Linked DNA regions of Homo sapiens: region 1 is linked to region 2. A link is a contact called in ENCODE Hi-C or POLR2A ChIA-PET data. All regions are on one chromosome and are shown on one strand. The core of a region is the stretch at or near the end of the contact, and the rest is flanking DNA. Distances in the headings are between cores, read along the strand shown.

The links. Hi-C counts contacts between places; a loop is a spot of excess contacts on that map. ChIA-PET counts read pairs that join two places held with the same protein, here RNA polymerase II (POLR2A). Pooled maps may share reads with other maps.
Region 1: a loop to region 2 is called in a map of endothelial cell of umbilical vein, with 5 times the contacts of the local background. The contact joins the promoter of SELL here to the enhancer-like site in region 2. A Hi-C loop is called at or near these places in 6 of 168 maps with a recorded cell type or tissue (B cell, CD4-positive, alpha-beta memory T cell, CD8-positive, alpha-beta T cell and 2 more), 15 of 37 single-sample maps with no recorded cell type and 16 of 50 pooled maps. POLR2A ChIA-PET finds 5 or more read pairs at or near these places in 10 of 52 experiments (CD4-positive, alpha-beta memory T cell, OCI-LY7, activated B cell and 5 more).

The regions. Positions count from the first base shown.
Region 1 is chr1:169,709,232-169,715,421 of GRCh38, forward strand. SELL (selectin L) reads right to left here and starts at 2,389. Exons shown (of 9, transcript NM_000655.5): 1 at 2,265-2,389; 2 at 1,205-1,286. The coding sequence starts at 2,267.
Region 2 is chr1:169,673,511-169,679,419 of GRCh38, forward strand. All of the region lies in intron 1 of LOC107985745 (a long non-coding RNA gene), which reads left to right. Among named protein-coding and RNA genes, the nearest start is that of SELL, 35 kb to the right of the region's middle. Within about 2 kb of position 2,546, at least 3 of the 41 ENCODE cell types and tissues checked have a DNase peak (open chromatin) inside an H3K27ac peak, as active enhancers do; they include B cell, where a contact is called at or near this core.

The sequences.
Region 1 (6,190 bases), core at 1,139-3,638, 36 kb after region 2:
ACATATGTACCTATGGGAGAAGCATAATAAGGACAGGAAGAACAGTGACATACTTTTAAGTAACCTCTTTTACATAAAAAACATTTTATTTTACCATAGGAAGAACTGCTTCTGGAAAAGCCCAATATACCACTCAACTCTTATATATCTAACTGTATAATTTTTAAAAAGAACAATTTACAAAGCCAAATGGTATAGGATTATGAAATTCATTAGATCATGTTCTATACACAAAGAGACTCAACTGATGATGTTTAATAAACATATGGACCCATCAAATATGAGGGCTTTGAAGATATCTAATTAAACACATAATTACACAATGACTTCATAATAATATATGGCATTCTAAGCATGGTATGATCTACATGAATCACTATTTAATACAGTAAAGAAACAGATATAATTGATGGTAAAGAGCATCATAAAATAAACATTTTGAACAGAGTTTTGAATGAGCATTCCACTAGAATGCAAGTTCTAAGAGGGAAAAAACTGTTGTGTCCACTGCTGTATCCTTAGTGCCTAGCATAAATTTCACACATTGTAGGGACTCAGAAAATACCTGTTGTATGAAAAGAGCACTAAGTTTCTATGTGACACAGTGCAGACATGGCATAAGGAATGTGTGAACGGGAGAGTTAGCATGTTTGCTTGGCTAGAGCTGAAAATCCAGGCTAGGGAGAAAGAAGACATTAGTTTACTTAGGAAATGAAAAACCAAGTTCAAAGCTATTGCTGGAGAGTCTTCAAGAATCAGATATAAAATTTGTCACAACAATGGGAGAAGGACCAAAAAATGATAAACCCCCGTCCCTTAATAAGCTCGTATTGTAATTGTAGAAATGACATTAATGTACACTGAACTATGAATAAAAAATAGAAAATGAGGTGCTAAATATTTGGTACAGATTGTAAGTACCTTAACAGAGATTTCTTAATTAACATTATTCCTTTATAATTGAGGGATTTTGTGGGGTTATTGGGATTTGAACTCTACAGCATGGGCTATTATAGGTTAAAAATAGTGTTCAGGAGTTTCTGGGGAAGAACTAAAGGTAAGAAGAAAAGAGATGTTTACAGAAGGGATAGAATTAACAGCTCTGTGAAATAATTTTCCCTTAGACTATGTATAACTAGTGGATATTTAAGAAAAATGAATATAAGTAAAATAGACTTAGCGATATATAAATATCATAACATACCACAACAGAGCATTGTCCACCCCCACAACTTGAAGATGTTCCATAAGTCCCTCTGGGTGCTCTGACATTTCCATGGAAATATCTGCAAATGAAATACAAAATTATATTTAGATGTATACTCTTAAACCACACATTTATAGCCTTTGAGGTGGTGCTTACAACTTTCTTAATAATCAGAATAAAACACATATGTCTACTAACCCTGTCTGAGGTAACAGGTTTCTCAGACATAGATGAAAAATTACTTCAAATTTACATCAGAACTGATGCACAGTTTTGTTTTGTTCTATTTTATTTTTACGCTTTAGTCTCAAGTTGCTAATCGGTACTGCCCTGAATTTTTTCTATGGTTTGGTAATTTTTATACCTGCTTTTCTGCTGAGCTATTAGATAAAACTATTTAATATTTACTATGTATATTTTTTAAAGTATTGTTGCTGCTTAATTAACTATTGATGCTTATATTTAATGTTATAGCCTCACTCTTGATCATAATGGGTCAATGCCTCAAATACCTAAAAAAAAAAAAAATTAGATAGCCAGACACCAGGAAAGAAAAGTATTTCTTTTTTTAATAAAAAGAAATACCTTTTTGAGCAACTGAAATGACAAAGTCACAAATTTCCTGCACACCTTAAAATATACTTAATGTAAATGACGAGTTAATGGGTGCAGCACACCAACATGGCACATGTATACATGTGTGACAAACCTGTATGTTGTGCACATGTACCCTAGAACTTAAAGTATAATTTTAAAAAAATTCTATCTTCCAAAGCATATCACTTCTCAGGTAGACACAGTGTTTATTGCAAAAGATCTGATTTCAATAGTATTTCTTCAAGAGTCTCCCCAGAGACAAAGTCAAGAAGAGGAAATCAGCATATCTGAGAAGAAAGATTTCAGGATCACTTTTTTTGAGGGTCTGAGAAAATGTTTAGTTTCTATATTATTTAAAACCAGAATTGAAATGGGGTGATTCCTATCCTTGCCACCTGCCTCTACAACCCCAAGAGTTTCTATCTGAGCATCTAAACGTCTTTTAGGCTGAAAGGCTCACCATGGCTTTGCTTGGTCCTTCTCTAGTTCTTCTGCAGCCCATTGAGCCTCTTGACTTAGCACAAGGGTCTCAGGTCCTTGCCCAAAGGGAGTGTGCTGTGCTGCAGGTAGACTGCACTGAATGTCAACAGAAAGCCTTGCTTTCTTTCATTTCTCTAACCCAGTCTCACATCCTCCTCCTCCTCCCCTTTTCCCTCCCCTTCCTCCTGCACTTCTCTTTCCTCTTTCCCCACCCCTTTCCTAGACTGGCCTCTATTGCCTCCCACTGAGACAAAAATGAACTGCTGATCAGAAAGTAATGTGACTAGATTCTCTCTTCCTTCCCTCCTTTCTATCCTTCCTTCCATTCTCCTATGCATCTTTCCTTACCCTCCTCCTCCTTCACTCATTGTTGTTGCTGTTCTTCTTCCTCTTCTTTTTCCTCCTGCTCCTCTTCTTCTACTTGTTCTTGTTCTTGTTTTTGTTTGGTTCTTGTTCTCCTCTTCCTCCTTCTCTCTCTCCTCCTCCTCCTTCTTTTCCACCACCCTCCCCTATCTTTTTCATAAATGCTAAACTAACTCTTGGCTACCTGTGGTAAATGGCCCTTGGAAATTGCAAATACTACAAATCAAAACTGCATTTCAGACATATTTATGATGTTTGCAAAACTTCAGTAGAGCTAAGCAGTGGACTTGACTCGTTTCGGTTCCTTCACCTCCGTCTTTCCTTGCTCACCACCTAGTGGACGTCCTTGTTAGTGGCACTTCCTGAAGTTAACCCCTGAAGAGAGCCCATGCTCTCTAGCTTTTCACCGTGTAGGTTTGGGAGCCTACAAGTACCTTTAATATTCTTGGACTATAAAATGAGATGGTTTTATAAGACTGCATGTGAAATTAGGACCCATATGATGAAGGACAATAAAAAGGAAGACCCACTGATGTGAGTCAATGAGTCAAATGCAAATCAGATTTGCATTTTTAGGAAAATAATAATAACAACAACAAAAACTCTGAAGCTCAGCGCCCCATATTTATTATATTGTTTAATCTTTATAACAGCTCTCTGCTATAGATATGATTATTATCCCCATTCTAAAGAGTCTCAAAGAGGTTAAGAAACAAATTCAAAAACTAGCGAAAGACAAGAAATAACTAAGATCAGAGCAGAACCATAGGAGGTAGAGACACGAAAAAGCCTTCAAAAAATCAATAAATCCAGGAGCTGCATTTTGAAAAGATTAACAAAATAGATGGACCACTAGCTAGACTAATAAGAAAGAAGAATCAATAGACACAATAAAAAATGGTAAAGGGGATATTACCACTGATCCCGTAGAAATACAAACTACCATCAGAGATTACTATAAACATCTTTACACAAATAAACTAGAAAATCTAGAAGAAATGGATAAATTCCTGGACACATACACCCTCCCAAGACTAAACCAGGAAGAAGTCAAATCCCTGAATAGACTAATAACAAGTTCTGAAATTAAGGCAGCAATTAATAGCCTACCAACTAAAAAAAGCCCAGGACCAGATGGATTCACAGCCAAATTCTACCAGAGGTACAAAGAGGTGCTGGTACCATTCCTTCTGAAACTATTCCAGAGAATAGAAAAAGAGGAACTCCTCCCTCACTCATTTTATGAGGCCAGCATCATCCTGATACTAAAACCTGGCAGAGACACAACAAAAAAAGAAAATTTCAGGCCAATATCCCTGATGAACATCATTGCGAAAATACTCAATAAAATACGGCAAACTGAATCCAGCAGCACATCAAAAAGCTTATCAACCACAATCAAGTTGGCTTCATCCCTGGAATGCAAGGCTGGTTCAACATACACAAATCAATAAACAGAATCCATTACGTAAACAGAACCAATCACAAAAACCACGTGATTATCTCAATAGATGCAGAAAAGGCCTTGGATAAAATTCAACACCCCTTCATGCTAAAAACTCTCAATAAACTAGGTATTGATGGAACGTATCTCAAAATAATAAGAGCTATTTATGACAAACCCACAGCCAATAGCATACTGAATGGGCAAAAACTGAAAGCGTTCCCTTTAAAAACTGGCACAAGACAAGTATGCCTCTCTCACCACTCCTGTTCAACATAGTATTGGAAGTTCTGGCCAGGGCAATCAGGCAAGAGAAAGAAATAAAGTGTATTCAAATAGAAGAGAGGAAGTCAAATTGTGTCTGTTTGCAGATGACATGATTGTATATTTAGAAAATCCCATTGTCTCAGCCCAAAATCTCCTTAAACTGATCAGCAACTTCAGCAAAGTCTCAGGTTACAAAATCAATGTGAAAAAATCACAAGAATTCCTATACAGCAATAATAGACAAACAGAGAGCCAAATCATGAGTGAACTCCCATTCACGATTGCTACAAAGAGAATAAAATACCTAGGAATCCAACTTACAAGGAATGTGAAGGACCTATTCAAGGAGAACTACAAACCACTGCTCAAGGAAATAAGAGAGGACACAAATGAATGGAAAAACATTCCATGCTCATGGGTAGGAAGAATCAATATCATGAAAATGACCATACTGCCCAAGGTAATTTATAGATTCAGTGCTATCCCCATCAAGCTACTACTGACTTTTTTCACAGAATTAGAAAAAAACTACTTTAAATTTCATATGGAACCAAAAAAGAGCTTGTATAGCCAAGACAATCCTAAGCAAAAAGAACAAAGCTGGAGGCATCATGCTACCTGACTTCAAACTATACTACAAGGCTATAGTAACCAAAACAGCATGGTGCTGGTACAAAAACAGATATATGGACCAACGGAACAGAACAGAGGCATCAGAAATAACACCACACATCTACAACCATCTGATCTTTGACAAAGCTGACAAAAAGAAGCAATTGGGAAAGGATTCCCCATTTAATAAATGATGTTGGGAAAACTGGCTAGCCATATGCAGAAAACTGAAACTGGATCCCTTCCTTACACCTTATATAAAAATTAACTCAAGATGGATTAAAGACTTAAATGGAAGACCTAAAACCATAAAAATTCTAGGAGAAAACCTAGGCAATACCATTCAGGACGTAGGTATGGGCAAAGACTTCATGACTAAAACACCAAAAGCAACAGCAACAAAAGCCAAAATTGACAAATGGGATCTAATTAAACTAAAGAGCTTCTGCACAGTAGAAAAAAAAAAACTATCATCAAAGTGAACAGGAAACCTACAGAATGGGAGAAAATTTTTGCAATCTATTCACCTGACAAAGGGCTAATATCCAAAATCTACAAGAAACTTAAACAAATTTACAAGAAAAAACAAACAACACCATCAAAAAGTGAGTGAAGGATATGAACAGATGCTTCTCAAAAGAAGAAGTTTATGCAGTCAACAAACATATGAAAAAAAGCTCATCATCACTGGTCATTAGAGAAATGCAAATCAAAACCACAATGAGATGCCATCTCATGCCAGTTAGAATGGCGATTATTAAAAAGTCAGGAAACAACAGATGCTGGAGAGGATGTGGAGAAATAAGAATGCTTTTTACAGTGTTGGTGGAAGTGTAAATTAGTTCAATCATTGTGGAAGACAATGTGGCGATTTCTCAAGGATCTATAACTAGAAAAACCATTTGACCCAGCAATCCCATTACTGGGTATATACCCAAAGGATTATAAATCATTCTACGATAAAGACACATGCACACTTATGTTTATTGAGGCACTATTCACAACAGCAAAGAGTTGGAACCAACCCAAATGCCCACCAATGATAAACTGGATAAAGATGATGTGGCACATATACATCATGGAATACTATACAGCCATAAAAAAGGATGAGTTCATGTCCTTTGCAGGGACATGGATGAAGCTGGAAACCGTCATTCTCAGCAAACTAACACTGGAACAGAAAACCAAACATTACCCATTCTCACTCATAAGTGGGAGTT
Region 2 (5,909 bases), core at 1,296-3,795:
ATGGATGTAGTTGGAGGCCATTATCCTAAGCAAATTAATGCAGGAACAGAAAGCCAAATACCACATGTTCTCATTTATAAGTGACAGCTAAATATTGAGTACACATGGACACAAAGAAGGGAACAATAGACATGGGACCTACTTGAGAATAGAGGGTGGGAGGAGGGTGAGGATCAAAAAGTACCCATAGGACACTGTGCTTATTACCTGGGTGATGAAATAATTTGCACACCAAACCCCTGTGACACACAATTTACCTATATAGAAAACCTGTGCATGTACCCCTGAACCTAAAAGTTAATGGTGGGGGGGTGGGGTTAAGCTACTTTGTGGTATAAATCTGAGCATTCATATTAAAATAAAATATTTACCTCATTAGAGTAATTAACATTTATTAAGCAAAGAGCCAAGTACCTTACACACATGATGTTTAATCTCACAATGATCTTTAATCTCATAACAACCGTCCATTGTATGTACATATGTGGAAATTGAGCCTTGGAGAGATTAAATGCATGGGGCATGCCATTTGACTAGAAACTGGAAGCATCAGGATTTAAACTCAGTTCTGAATGGTTTTGTAGGCTTTGTTTTTTCCACATTATAGCATGGCCTGCCATGAAGAACAGGTCCTTTCTGGTGTTTGTCTTGTTTGGTTTAAGTGAAGCAAATATTTATTTAAATATTCAAGATATGCTGTTAAATTTTTACTCAAAAATTTGAGTACAGTATGGATCTTCTGAAGCCAAATAACTCTTATTCAATGCTTAGTTGAGAAATTTTATGGAGTAGTTCTCAATTTTTATGTAGTTCCACTGCAAAGGTAAGTCTTATGGAAAGATTCACTGTAATTTTTTTTCCTCATTTGGACATCAGCTTTTTCTTTTCCTCAGACCCGCTGAAAGATAATTTTTAAAATAAAAACCTTGTTTTTATATCAAGTGGGGACATTTTTTCCAAATGAAAACCGTGTATTCATTTTATATGATAAAATCAATGTTATTATTTTTAAAATTTTGATTTAAAAATCATTAAAAATAAATTTTCAGATATTACCTGAAATTCTACCATCCAGAGATAATAGTGCTTAAAGATTTGATATATAGACACACACACATATATACATATATATCATCCTAAACTTCTTTGTATAAATGTATATAAAGTTTTTAATAAAAACTAGGAGATTAATGCCCTTTGAATGAAAATAAATACAATGTGTATGCTTTAACATCTTGCCTTTACTTTATAACATTTATCACAGCAGTCATGAGATAATGATTTACATGGTCATTGTTAGTAAGCTAATAGCTAAGTGCATGAACTCTGGAGCTAGCCTCCCTGGATTTTAATCCCAGATCTGTCACTGACCAGCTGAGCAATACTAGGTAAATTGCTCTTGTTCCTTAGTTTCTTCATCTGTAAAATAGAGATAAAAATAATATCCACCTCATAGGATTGGTGTGAGCATTAAATGAGCATACGTATGTAGGCCACTTAACAACAATGCCTTCACATACTGAACACAAATATACGAGCTGTTGTCTTATTGGGCTCATGTTTTTCCTACCACTAAGCCGCATGCATGCAAGGACCATGTTGGTTTTGTTCCACATTGCATCCCCAACCTGGTATACAGTGTGCATTCAATAGTTGTTGACTATTATTACTAGTGGCATTTAACAAATATCTGTTAAATGAGTGAAGAAATACCCATTTACTGCAAGTGTGTCTAATATTGATGGCATAATGGGGGAAACTCAAACTCTGGAGTCAAACAGGTTTTAAAACCTTATTCCCTCATCCTCAGTTATTGACGTTTTTTTTTTGGCAGGTGTGTGTGTGGGACAACTTATTGAACTTTTCTGAATTTCCAGCTTCGCATATATAAAATAGAGATAGTGATTCATTCTTGCAATGTATGGATTTGAGACAATTGTGTAAGTTTATCAATAAATAGTAGCTATTTTTGTATAAGTATTACATATAATATCCAGGCCACTGCTTTGCATAACCCAAAAGGGGCACCATTCATGCAGAATACAACATAAATGGTGTCCCTGGAGCAGTGCAGTATAGGAACCCTGAGGGGACCTACAGTATACTTTATAGTTCATAGATTACAAATTATCCCTTTATCAGAGTCTCTCAAGGTTGGATGTATTTGAGGTCCATAAGAGCAATTTAGGATTAACAGTAGCTGCAGAAACCATCTGCAGTGATATTCTCATTTTAAATCCGCGGGAAAGAAGACAGCTATAAACTTGGGACCTGGGTTTAAGCATTTTAAATGCCAAGTTCACCATTTTCTAAAACACAACAAATACCCAGTGAGAGAGGGAGAAGGGAAGTAAATGCCTCTGAATAAGCAAGTTAATGTCAGTAGTTGTACTGTATGCATATTGATGAACAATAGAGGAACCAATGTCCAATCAGATGAGCAGGATATTTGGCAATAACAAGTTGCCTTTGAGGAAAAATGATTTTCTTGGCAAGTTCTTTATCAGCATTACAAAGCTAAAAGCTACGCTTATCATCACTTATACTAGCATACCCTGTTGTGCAAATGCTGTCTGTGTTTGCATCTGCTATTGTTGATGCCTGGTGCATGAATCAGGACTCCAGCCCACAAGTTTTCCCAGAACTTTCTTATGGCCATCATCTTTAAGTGTCTGGTGAACAGTCATAGTTTGGTACACAAAAGGGTCAACCTGGGGGATGGCTAGGGTTTGACTCAGTCGTTACATTTCAATAGAGCAGGAAGGGGAAATGGTGGCCTGTAACCTCAGGGAATTTTGCCAGTTGGTCCACCCCACTCTCTCTCTCCTGCTCTGAGGAAGTGGCACAGCCTAGAACAGCACCACAGGTGAGAGAAATGCAAACCCTAACCAGAGAAGCAGACTCTTTGCCAGTAGTAATAGTTCAGGACCACCACCAGCTTTTATTAAAATTTTTAATAACACTCAAGTATTGGCAGAAAGAAATAATCTTGGGTTAACTATAACTAGAATATTGACTCTTCCTCTGTGGAAGAATCAGCCAATCACATTTGTTTACATCAGTTCCCCTGAAGAAGAAAAATACACTGATGTTGCAGCAAGACAAATTTAAGCTAGATGTAAATAACTTCCTTTAGCCTGTAATGCTAGGCTAATTACATATTGGAACTATTTTTTCAGGGAAGAATTGTGTAGGGTTTCAGGGAAGAATTCTGAAGAAAATATAGAGCTGAAATGATCTTGCAGCTCACTGAAACTGCAGGGTTTAGATCCACACTGATACTCGTTCTATTATCACTGTAATGAAGGCTGATGGAATAAGTAAAAATGTTTTGTATTAGTATGTTTTTACACTTATTTGCAAGGCATAAATAGGTTAGGTTTTGATCTTAATTTAATTCTAACATGTATTGTGCACAAGCTGTGAGCAGTTTTCAGGAGTTAGGTATCTGGCCATGACTGATTTTTCAGGAGTTAATCATCTGGTAGAAGGGTCATACACAATAGGAAGATGTGTGTGACAGGTTGTGATCATTACTATAATCACACAGAGAGCTGTAGAATTTTAGGCTGGCAGGGTGGCTCACGCCTGTAATCCCAGCACTTTGGGAGGCCAAGGCAGGCGGATCAAGAGGTCAGGAGATGGAGACCATCCTGGCTAACACGGTGAAACCCCGTCTGTACTAAAAATACAAAAAAAAAAAAAAGCCAGGCGTGGTGGTGGGCGCCTGTAGTCCCAGCTACTTGGGAGGCTGAGGCAGGAGAATGGCGTGAACCCGGGAGGTGGAGCTTGCAGTGAGCCGAGATCGCATCACTGCAATCCAACCTGGGCGACAGAGGGAGACTCAGTCTCAAAAAAAAAAAAAAAAAAAAGTCATGTTAGATCCAGAGGGGTAGCAACTGGGGCTGGGCTGTCAGTCAACTCAGTCAACTCAGTCAACTCTGCTCCCCCACAGGAGATGCCAGTGATGCATTTTCATGGCCAACATTGTCAGTCAGCATCATTGAATTACTCCTGATTATAGAGACACAGCTGCAAACGATTCCCCATTAAATATGATGTTTCTTGCAATGTTTGGAAGGTACTCCTTTTTAGTAAGGGAAATCCCCTCTTCTGGCTTGCTGAAAGTTTTTTCTTTCCATTTTAAAAATCGTGAATTCCTTTTTGCAATATTGAGGTGGTTATATGGTTTCTCTTCTCTAATCTGTTAATATGGTGATTTAATGGTTAGAAATTTTCTAATGTAAATTCCACTCATATTGCAGAAATAAACCTAAACTGAGCATGAGGCTATATTTTTTATTTGCTTCTATATTTGGTTGCTATACAGTATTATGTTTAAGATTTGTTCACATATATTTGTGAATGGGATTGGACTATTTTTCCTTCTTGCCGATTTTTATCTGGTTTTTAAATTAAGGATATTTTAGACTTATGAAATATTTGGCAAACAATCCTTGGCAAGTAATTTTTTGGGGAATTTGTTTTGGCTATTTTGAGTATTACCCAATATATTTTAATTAAGTTATTCTTAATGTTTTCTTAATTAAAAAAATTACCTACTCTAGAGATATTCTTTATGTACTCCAGATTTTGTCTATTTATACCACTTTTCTTTTTTCCTCGATGAGTGTCATAGATGTTCATCTATTTTTTTATCTTCTTTGATCTTCTCTTATTCCTTGTTTCTATTAACTTCTGAAGTTTATTATTTTCTTTTTTCCACTTCCTTATGGTTTATTCTTTCAATTTTTCTCTAACTTCTTAAGTTGGGTGTTTAATTTTTAGCTTGCTTTGCTTTTTTAGGATAAGCATTAAAACTACAAATTTTCCTTGTTATTCTTTTGCTGCACCCCAAATTGTTGATATTTCTATTGTCTAATTTCTATTCAATTAGAATACTTTAAAGTTTCTTTTTGGTTTTTAAAAACTAACTTTTTAAATTGACAAATAAAAATTGTGTATATTTATTGTGCACAGCATATGGCTTTGAAATATATGTACATTGTGGAATGGCTAAATTTAGCTTATTAATGTATGCATTATCTCACATACTTATCATTTTTTGTGGTGAGAGCTATGTGACTTTTGAACTTATGAGTTATTTAAATATTTTTAAATTATTAAGCATATTGGGATTTTAAGTAATTTACCTTTTTATTATTAACTTATAACAAGTAGAACAGTTAACCTGTATGATTCTACATCATTGAAATTTATTGACATTTGCTTCATAGTCTATTATATGGTCTACTTTTGTTCATGTTACATCTGTAGTAGAATTGGCTAATAGTTGAGTAAAGTACACATATGTCTATGAAATCAAGTGTAATCCAGAGAAAAAGAGAAATTTACTGAATATATTGTTCTAGGTGCTATTATATGTTGTCATGTTTAATCCTCACCACAATTGTATGAGGCAGCCATAATTAATTCCACTTTACACATGAGGAGCCTGAGGGTTAAAAAAAAAGCTAGCTCTACTATTTGTAAAGAATGAAGCAAAGATACAAATGAAGGCCCACATATCCTATAACTAGATATTTAAGCATTTTAATTCAAGCTTTAAAACTGCTAAATAAAATGTGCTCCAATTTCTATATTGACAGACATACCTTCCTAATGAGCTGGGGTTCGAATTTAGAAATCTTTGATGCTTCAGAGTCCACACTGAAATGTGGAGGCACATAGTGAGTTGGTCCCCAGCCTTCAGTCCACCCACCTTCTCTTTACTAAATCACCTTTCACATACATGTATGAACACCCCAGCCTCCAAGTCCAAACCCTAAACAAAATGGGACACCCTTGTGCATACACAGAGACACAGCCCATCCTCAGGAAAACCTGGAAAAGTCCATACAAGTTCTGGAAGCAAGCTTGGGACGGTTTCAGTAGTGTGGTCTATAAGG